Linked DNA regions of Homo sapiens: regions 1 and 3 are each linked to region 2. A link is a contact called in ENCODE Hi-C or POLR2A ChIA-PET data. All regions are on one chromosome and are shown on one strand. Each heading gives the region's core, a stretch centred on a gene start or an enhancer-like site at or near the end of the contact. The rest is flanking DNA. Distances are from core to core; before and after follow the strand shown. Region 1 has its middle 43 kb from the start of MKLN1-AS. Region 2 overlaps LINC-PINT (long intergenic non-protein coding RNA, p53 induced transcript). Region 3 overlaps LINC-PINT (long intergenic non-protein coding RNA, p53 induced transcript).

The links. Hi-C counts contacts between places; a loop is a spot of excess contacts on that map. ChIA-PET counts read pairs that join two places held with the same protein, here RNA polymerase II (POLR2A). Pooled maps may share reads with other maps.
Region 1: a loop to region 2 is called in a map of cardiac septum, with 2.5 times the contacts of the local background. The contact joins two enhancer-like sites. A Hi-C loop is called at or near these places in 1 of 168 maps with a recorded cell type or tissue (cardiac septum). POLR2A ChIA-PET finds 5 or more read pairs at or near these places in 10 of 52 experiments (BJ, CD4-positive, alpha-beta T cell, MCF 10A and 7 more).
Region 3: a loop to region 2 is called in a pooled map, with 6 times the contacts of the local background. The contact joins two enhancer-like sites. A Hi-C loop is called at or near these places in 1 of 168 maps with a recorded cell type or tissue (adrenal gland) and 8 of 50 pooled maps. POLR2A ChIA-PET finds 5 or more read pairs at or near these places in 17 of 52 experiments (A673, AG04450, BJ and 14 more).

Annotation. Positions count from the first base shown.
Region 1 is chr7:131,283,472-131,286,171 of GRCh38, forward strand. It overlaps a transcript of MKLN1 not described here. Among named protein-coding and RNA genes, the nearest start is that of MKLN1-AS, 43 kb to the right of the region's middle. Within about 2 kb of position 1,270, at least 17 of the 41 ENCODE cell types and tissues checked have a DNase peak (open chromatin) inside an H3K27ac peak, as active enhancers do.
Region 2 is chr7:131,068,034-131,070,733 of GRCh38, forward strand. The region is part of intron 2 of LINC-PINT (long intergenic non-protein coding RNA, p53 induced transcript); the gene reads right to left. Among named protein-coding and RNA genes, the nearest start is that of LINC-PINT, 41 kb to the right of the region's middle. RefSeq lists an enhancer at 1,948-2,092 and a cis regulatory region at 2,020. Within about 2 kb of position 1,343, at least 21 of the 41 ENCODE cell types and tissues checked have a DNase peak (open chromatin) inside an H3K27ac peak, as active enhancers do.
Region 3 is chr7:130,895,672-130,898,467 of GRCh38, forward strand. The region is part of intron 6 of LINC-PINT (long intergenic non-protein coding RNA, p53 induced transcript); the gene reads right to left. Among named protein-coding and RNA genes, the nearest start is that of LINC00513, 16 kb to the right of the region's middle. Within about 2 kb of position 1,465, at least 28 of the 41 ENCODE cell types and tissues checked have a DNase peak (open chromatin) inside an H3K27ac peak, as active enhancers do.

The DNA.
Region 1 (2,700 bases), core at 20-2,519, 220 kb after region 2:
CAAAACAGGCTGGAGTACACTGGTGCACTCACAGCTCACTGCAGCCTTGACCTCCTGGGCTCAGGTGATCCTCCCACCTCAGCCTCCCGAGTAGCTGGGACTACAGGCATGCACCACCACAGCTGGCTAATTTTTGTATTTTTTGTAGAAACAGGGTTTCATGATGTTGCTCAGGCTGGTCTAGAACTCCTGGGCTGAAGCTGTCTGCGCATCTTGGCCTCCCAAAAATGCTGGGATAACAGGCGTGTGCCATTGTGCCCGGCCGAGAAGGCCCTTTCATTTCAACTCTCTCCAGAGGTAACCAATCTGTTGAAGACTGTGAGTGTCCTTCCCACATGTTTTTATAGTTTTACTACACAATAGGCAAGTTTTGCATGTTTAAACCTGTATGTAAATAGTGTACATATTTTTTTCTGTAGCTTTTTTTCTCAACATTGTGATTTGGAGATTTATCTGTGGTACTTGTAGAGCTAATCCATTCTATATAACATAACATTATATTATATAATACTGCAATGTAGTGCTCCATTGTGTAAATGTTCTAGAATCTATTCTCCTGTGGGTGGATATTTGTTATGGCCAGTTTTTTGCTATTCCAAATCATGATGTAAATCATGCCCTGGTGTACGTCTCCTTGAACACATGTGTGAGAGTTCTAGGGAATATATCTAGAACAAAAATTGCTAGGGAATAGGATATGCGCACTTCCGACTTGACTAGATTGCCTTCCAGCTTACTGTCCACAGCAGCTGAACCAATTGTTATATATCTCATCAATGATATACAAGAATTTGTCTTGTCCCACATTCTAACCAACGCTGTCAAGTTTTTTAAAAATACACATATCTAAGCCCTATTTTCATAGATTCTGATAGGTTCACTCTGGAGTGTGGTTTGAAATAGGCTACAGGTGGTTCTAAAACACAAATAAAGTTAAGTCTGCTCCAAGTATGCATGTGTATATGATCTAATATATTGATATGTGGATTGTCACGCTGAGGTTACTCTGGTGCTCTGTTGGTAGCATCTATGTTGGCTGGATTTAGATGTTTGAGGAAAGGGTGGGGAAGTACCACTGTCCAACATACAGATACACTTTGAATAAAAAAGCGGTCTGTGATTTACCAGTGCACTGGGCTGTAGTTGATCTAAAGCCCTACCTTTGCCAGCTACGTGAATAGGGTGGGCCCTTTCTAAGTGCTGCCTTCCCTCTCACCAGGTGTGTGGCTGGGTATCAGCTGTCAGGGCTTGCATACGTGCGGTCGCTTAGGGCAAGGTGCCTGTCAGCTATGTCTGCCAGCCCGCTGGGTGGTGTCACTGTGTGGAGCATTTGTGGCTTTTTCAAAGCCCTGAGGAATCTGAGAAGCAAGTGAGGGGAATGATGCATGAAAACAAAAGGCAGTGGAAAGAGTGACCAGCCAGCAGGCTCCAGCAGGCTAGAACGCTCTGTCCTTGTTATTACTGCTTCAGGAAAATGCTGCCAGCTTCCTGGCAGGGCCTGGAAGGTAGAGGCTTCTTGAGAAAACAAGGATAAGTGATGCGTACTCTGAGGCTGAGATTCCGGTTCCCCAGCCTCCCCGCTTTTCCAGCAGAAGCTGCAGGGTGAGGATGGGGAACCGTTTGCTCCTTGGTGGGTTTGGCCAGTCTTTCATTCTCTCCTGGCTGCTGTCCTAAGAGTTTTTTCTCCTTTCTTCCACTCATAAGCAGCACGGCTCTGGTCTCAGAGGCCTAGCAGGGCTGGCCTGGGAGGGAAGCTGGGCGGTGCCCTAGGCAGAGTTGTTCCCTGAGGAGTGATGTGAAGGTCAGCCTAGGGGAGGAAAAAGGGCCTCAGCCATAATTCCCATTCAAGGAGTGTTTGCCAAAGATGAACCTCCTGGTGTGGGGCAATGAGACACGGGATGCGCTCATACCTTGTCCACTTTCCCCCTGGTACTGCATTCACAGGATAGCCTAACCCAATTTTCCGAAATGAGGTAGAAGCTCAGCAAAGGTAAGCGTTTCCATGTTAACTTATTATCAGATGGATGTGAGGACCTGTCGTAATTGGACTTGCCGAAAGTCAACTTCTATTTTCCCTCCTGACAATCACCTTTCTTTGGCATATAAAATACATGGATGCAAATTAGGGAAGAAGTCAGCATTCTTTTCTTCTCTTAAAAAGTAGCGATGAGGATAAAGAATAAAAATAGGCCTCTGTAGATACAATAGGGCTGAGCTGAGGGTGTGGTTTGCTTGGCAACAGCTCAGGCAAAGCTGTTTCTCTTGGTCCTGGAATGCCCTTGACTTCACCTCTGCCTGATGCAGTCTTAAGAGACCAGCTTGATTGTGAGTTTTTTTGGTGAAACTCCCATCAATAGTTAGTCATTCCCTTTTTTCTGGCCCCATAGCATTTTGCTCTTATAAAAACCATTCATCATATTGCGTGACAATTACTGACTTGGGATCATGCCTTATTCTCTGCGTGTGTTTCCTCAGCATCTATGGACTTTTTTTTTTTTTTTTGAGACACAGTTTCACTCTGTCGCCCAGGCTGGAGTGCAGTGGCGCCGTCTCACTGCAACCTTCGTCTCCCGGGTTCAAGCGATTCTCGTGCCTCCACCTCCCAAGGAGCTGGGATTACAGGCATGCGTTATCACGCCGGACTAATTTTGTATTTTTAGTAGAGACAGGGTTTCACCATGTTGGCCAGGCTGGTCTCGA
Region 2 (2,700 bases), core at 93-2,592:
ACTGCAGAACACTGAGAAAATGCACATGCAAATATAAAGCTCTTGGGGGCATACCCGAGTGTCTGTCTTGAGAGCCAAGGTTTAGCCCAGGTAAAGGCACCCGATATGTATGTCTAGAATGAATGAGTGAATGAATGAATGGAGAGGCTTGGACTTGAAATACTATTTGACAGGAGACTACTAAAGGTTGCTTATCATAGGACACGTGTGACGAAACCATTTCTGATGAAAACTCTTGCTTTCAATACATAGAATGAAGTGGAGGAGTACAAGATATAAAGCGTCATTAGAAGGCTATGAAAGTCATCTGGACATAAAGTAATCAGGGCCTGGACTGGGGACTCAAGAACTAAAAATCAGAAGTGCAATGGAAAAAAGTGGTGGTTATACATCAGTATACCTACTCTGCTTGTTTTATTTACTAAGAATGTCACAAGCATATAAGAAAGTGGTGTTGCACATTTTAGATTCATTTGTTACTGCATTATGAAAAACAGGATGGCATTTTTAATCTAGTTTATCTGATCCTGAATTTTAAGAAGGGTTTACAGCATTTCAACTAGACTACTTACCCTTGGTTTCTTTTCCAATTCCAATAGGAAATCTGCAGGACTCAATCTGATTCCACCAGAATCATGATCTCTGTGGCCTCCTACTGCTAGCTATCTAGAATGGCAGCTTTTGTGTATTTAATACTTAAAACAGTTCTGTAGCAAATTGTTCTATTAATGAAAATAGTAGAGACTCCTTCTGCCCTCTAGTTTTTCTCCCATGTATGTAATAATGACGACCCCAAAAGTAACATCTTAGACATGATTCACAACCAGACCAAATCTATGATTGAGGTAAACAAAATATATACAAAGCTAAGAGTCATTAATTAGATCATTCATGTCTCCAACATCATTTCCTGTAACAATCAATGAGAAGCAATTCACAGATTCCTTCTCAGCTGGGTGCAGTGGCTCATGCCTATAATCGCAGCACTTTGGGAGGCTGAAGTGAGAGGATCGCTTGGGGCTAGGAGTTCGAGACCAGCGTGGGGAACATAGCAAGACCCTCCTCCCAACCCCCCCCCCCACCCATCTCCATTATTTTTAAAAAGGTATTTTTAAAAAAAGAAAGAAAGAAAAACAATTCTTTCTGTTTTAACTATTGTTTGCACATATCTTATATACCATGTGGTCTTCATTTCACCCCTGGCACCTTTACTTACCTACTCTGCTTCTTCATGACTGGTCACGGTAAAAGCTAATTAGTGCTTCTGCCTGTCAGAAGACTCATTCTTGACAGTTCTTGCTGACAAGCAGTCTTAGTCACAAACAAATAGGGCTTCACGTTCAGCCAGACTCTAAGTCTCACCGTCCCTCTGGGAGGCAGCAGAGAGTTCCAGCTAACTCGAGAAAAGACAACACAGCCAGAGAGGATGGCTGCCTGCAGGCTGACAACGCTGTTTCAGAGCACCCTAACACTTTCGACACAAGTAGATTACACCGGGGGAAGAGTTTAGGGATGAACACGGGAAAAGTACATAAAATCTAAGCAAACAAACAAAGCCCTCCTCCAAAAAAAAAAAAAAAAAAAAAAAGAAAAGAAAAGAATTATTAACACCAGGGAAAACAAAAAGTTGTGCTGGAAAGAAAAGGCAACCATAGATTATATAACTCAGCTGGGAATAATGTTTTCAAAGTCCTAACAATGTAAATGCTGAATTATTCAAAATGTAATTATAATGAAAAGAAAAGGGCTATGCACATGGGGTGGGGGTGCATAAGATAAATTCTCCTGGCCGGGGCGGTGCCTCACGCCTGTAATCCCAGCACTTTGGGAGGCCGAGGCGGGCAGATCACGAGGTCAGGGGATCGAGACCGTCCTGGCTAACACGGTGAAACCCCGTCTCTACTAAAAATACAAAAAAAATTAGCCGGCGCGGTGGCGGGCACCTGTAATCTCAGCTACTCGGGAGGCTGACGTAGGAGAATGGCATGAACCTGGAAGGCGGAGCTTGCAGTGAGCCGAGATGGCGCCACTGCACTCCAGCCTGGGGTACAGAGCAAGACTCCATCTCAAAAAAAAAAAAAAAAAAAAAAAAGATAAATTCTCCTTTATCATGAGAGGTCAAAGGTAATGCCTAACACTGAAAAAGTAAGAAGAGGATAGAGCAATGCCTGTTTAGAGAGCTGGAGGTAAACAAGCAGAACAATCCGCTCTAAGAGTTGAGCTCAGAGAGCAAGGGATGGGGCAGGAGTGACAGCGGGGAGACTGCTGGTCTTTGTAACAAGCCTTGTACCTAACAAGCTCTTGGAATATGCGGGTTGTGTGCATGTACAACTTTAGAGTTAAATTAACACTAGTTTAAAAGTGGCCAAGTAGAGACTAGAACCCAGAGTTGCTTAGTTTAGTGCTTGTGCCACTGTATAATACCCTTTATAAAAAATTACATATATTTTCCACTCTTGAATATAGAGAAAACAATGATATTTTATCAAAACAATGTAATGTACTATTGTTCTTGTCAAGGGTATTGTGTTTTCATTTCATGGACAAAGAAAAAAATCAAATATTCAGCAGTTGAATTGCAGACATACCAGTCTATAATAGGGGCAGGGAAAAACACAATATTCTTGAGTAAGACCTTCTCTGTTAAGGGGCACTCTTTTATTACAGAAACACATAAACACACACAATAAAATACAATGA
Region 3 (2,796 bases), core at 215-2,714, 170 kb before region 2:
GGGAGTTTGACAGGAGAGAGGCACTTTCACAGACATTATCTGGTTTGATCACCACCCCTTCTTGAGCCATATATTTGGCGATTAATTGTGCACTTGTGACATGTTCCTTTCTGCTGTCTGTTCCTTAATGCCCCCTGCTTTTTTGTCTTGTCCCCAGCTGGGCTATCTGTTCCTGGCGGCCACAGAACAATACCTTCTTTAATGGCTCCCACAGTGACCAGCACGTGCCTTAAACTCAGAGCAGGTCAATCAATCAAACTCCTTTTAACTGAAAGTTTAGGATGTGCTTTTGCCACACTCTCAAGTAAGTAAGTAAATTCATCAGCAAATACCAAGTCCTAAAATAATGAATGGTACTTAGGAAACACATAAAGAGTGGTAGAAAACTAGATGGGCTGGGGTCATCCTGTGGAGGCCCTGGACGGCCCGGCTAAAGCATTTGGAACTCCTCTGTAGAAGTGTTTTGATAAAGAAATGATGTGATTGAAGCTATGCTTAATAGAAGATGAATTTGGCAGTAGGATGGGCTGGAGGGAGACAGTCGCTGTGGTGGTAGAAAGAAGAGGTGAAGAAGTGTTGCCAAGCCAGGTGAGAGCGTTTGCTACCATCTGCACTAGCACGCAGCGCCGTTCCTCTAGGGCCCCTGGAGCTTAAGGTAGTTCTTTTCTCACATCTGTCGCACTTAGGAAGATCACATGGTGATGCTGGCTTTTATTCTCCCTCCCTTTCTTCCTTCTAATAATTAGCAAGCAACAGTTATCTGCCAGACACTGTGCTATTACACAAGGGGGAGAGAGATGAAAGGCAGTCTCTACTCTGATGCCTTGTGGGAGAGGAAGAAAAGTATCTGGTTAAAACGCAGCATATTGAATTCTCTGATATGCCCTCCCTCCCTCTCTCTCCCCCTGCTGGCCAGTCTGTCTTCCATTTCTTTCTTTTTCTTCCAAAAAAAGGATCTGAGGCATAATGAAGGAAGTCAGCTAGGAATGGGGAAGAAGGAAGCTAATCTAATGCGAGGAATCCCTGGAGGAGGTGGCACCTGAGATGACTTTCAGGTGAGCAGGTATCAGCCAGAGGAAACCAGGAGGAAGGGAGAAGAGACGTGCGCAGACACAGGCTGGGGCAGAGGAGTGGGCTTAGCGGCCTCCTGAGACATGAGCTGGAACCTGGAAAATGAGGAGCCATGAAAGAGCTTTAATGAGAGAAAGACAATGACATCTACGCTTTAGAAGGATCGGTCTGGAGACAGCAGAAGGGCTTATCGGAAGGTAGTGACTCTGTAGTCAAAGAGATAGCAAAGTACAGATTTGAGAGATGCCACAACAGACGCATTAAGCCCTGGAGCTGGAATGATATGCACACTGAGAGAGTGAGGGAGTGAGGTCCTTGCTGAAGACCTTTAAAATGAGTTTATTTCACCCAGAAGCTCCAGCAAGGGACACACTCACTGCCTTGTGCTGGCCACGAGGTGGCAGCCTCGCACAGCCATTTTAGCAGAAAATGCGTCCCATCCTCACCGGCGCTCACCACCACGTGGGCAGAGCCACTAAAAAAATTCCACCACGGGGACAGGAGCTCTCTGAGCTTGCCCCATAAACACGCTTTTCTCCCACAGAAAGCCTCCACAGAAGCAATGAAAAAGTCAGTTGATTTGGGGAGAGAAGCGTAAAAGCTCGTGCTCTTCAGAGAGCTCTGGGCTGTTTCAGGGTGGCGGCCGAGCCCTCTGACAACTGCGAAGAGACGGAGACAATACAGGCTGGGGATGAAGCGGTTCGATGAAGGGCATTACCCCCAACGAGAACCAACTGGAGAACCAACTCGTGGAGAGCTCGGGCCCCATGACTCAGTCTGACCCGACGCTGGCGAATGCTGCTGAGGACCCTGAAAACCTGCAGGGACCCTGTCCCAGGCCAGCGACAGCCACCCCTCAGGGCCCCTGGTCTCTGTCAGGCAATGCGGGTCATCTGAGGGAGGCTGGGCCACAGATTCCACGTGTAGCTGGGAGGGGTTGCTGCGTCTGGCGAGGCAAGGGCTGCTGTCTAAACTTCCAAGGGAATGGTGTGGGCACCCCAGGAGGAAGGGATGCCCTGACCCCGCTGCATAGTCGAGGGCATGGAGAACCCATCCGACTGTGGCCTTGTGGCCCATCCCCATTCTCTGACGGGCTCATTGTGATTTTCAGCCACTTGCTATTTGCCACTCAGAGGCAAAGCGGCTGCAAGAGGTAGGAGAAAGCAAGAGACTCCCTCACCTGGAATAGAGCATCCACCGCGATCCCAGAAAAGACAAATCCCGTTGCAGGCACTTCAATCCACACAGCAGTCCTGGGATGAGGGTCCTGTTACCATCCCCATTTCACAGATGAGGAAACTGAGGCACAAAGCATGAAGTAACTTGAACGTGCCCAGAGTCACACTGCTAGCAAGGAGCAGAGCTGGAGTTTAGGCCCAGGTGGCCTGACCTCAGAGCTTGTGCACTACCCGCTGCCTGGTACAGTCCACAGAGAGGGGGCCAGTGCCCGGCCCAGAACCACATGCCCTGGGGCTGGAGACAGGTCAGGGCAGCCGAAAGGTGGAGCGCCCTCTCCAGCACTTCTTCCTCACCCCCTGCGGCTTTCTCCTGTGCTCCGACTGCCACCACTTGCTTGGGCAGCCAAGCATGACAAACTGGCCAGCCACCAAGCAGGACTTTTCAGAGGAGGAGTAAAAACCCTTGTATGAACGTACACTCTTCTTGTCACACACAAACGCCCTTCCTTCCACCTTCAAAGGTGATTCTGAGACTGCCCGTTTTTAT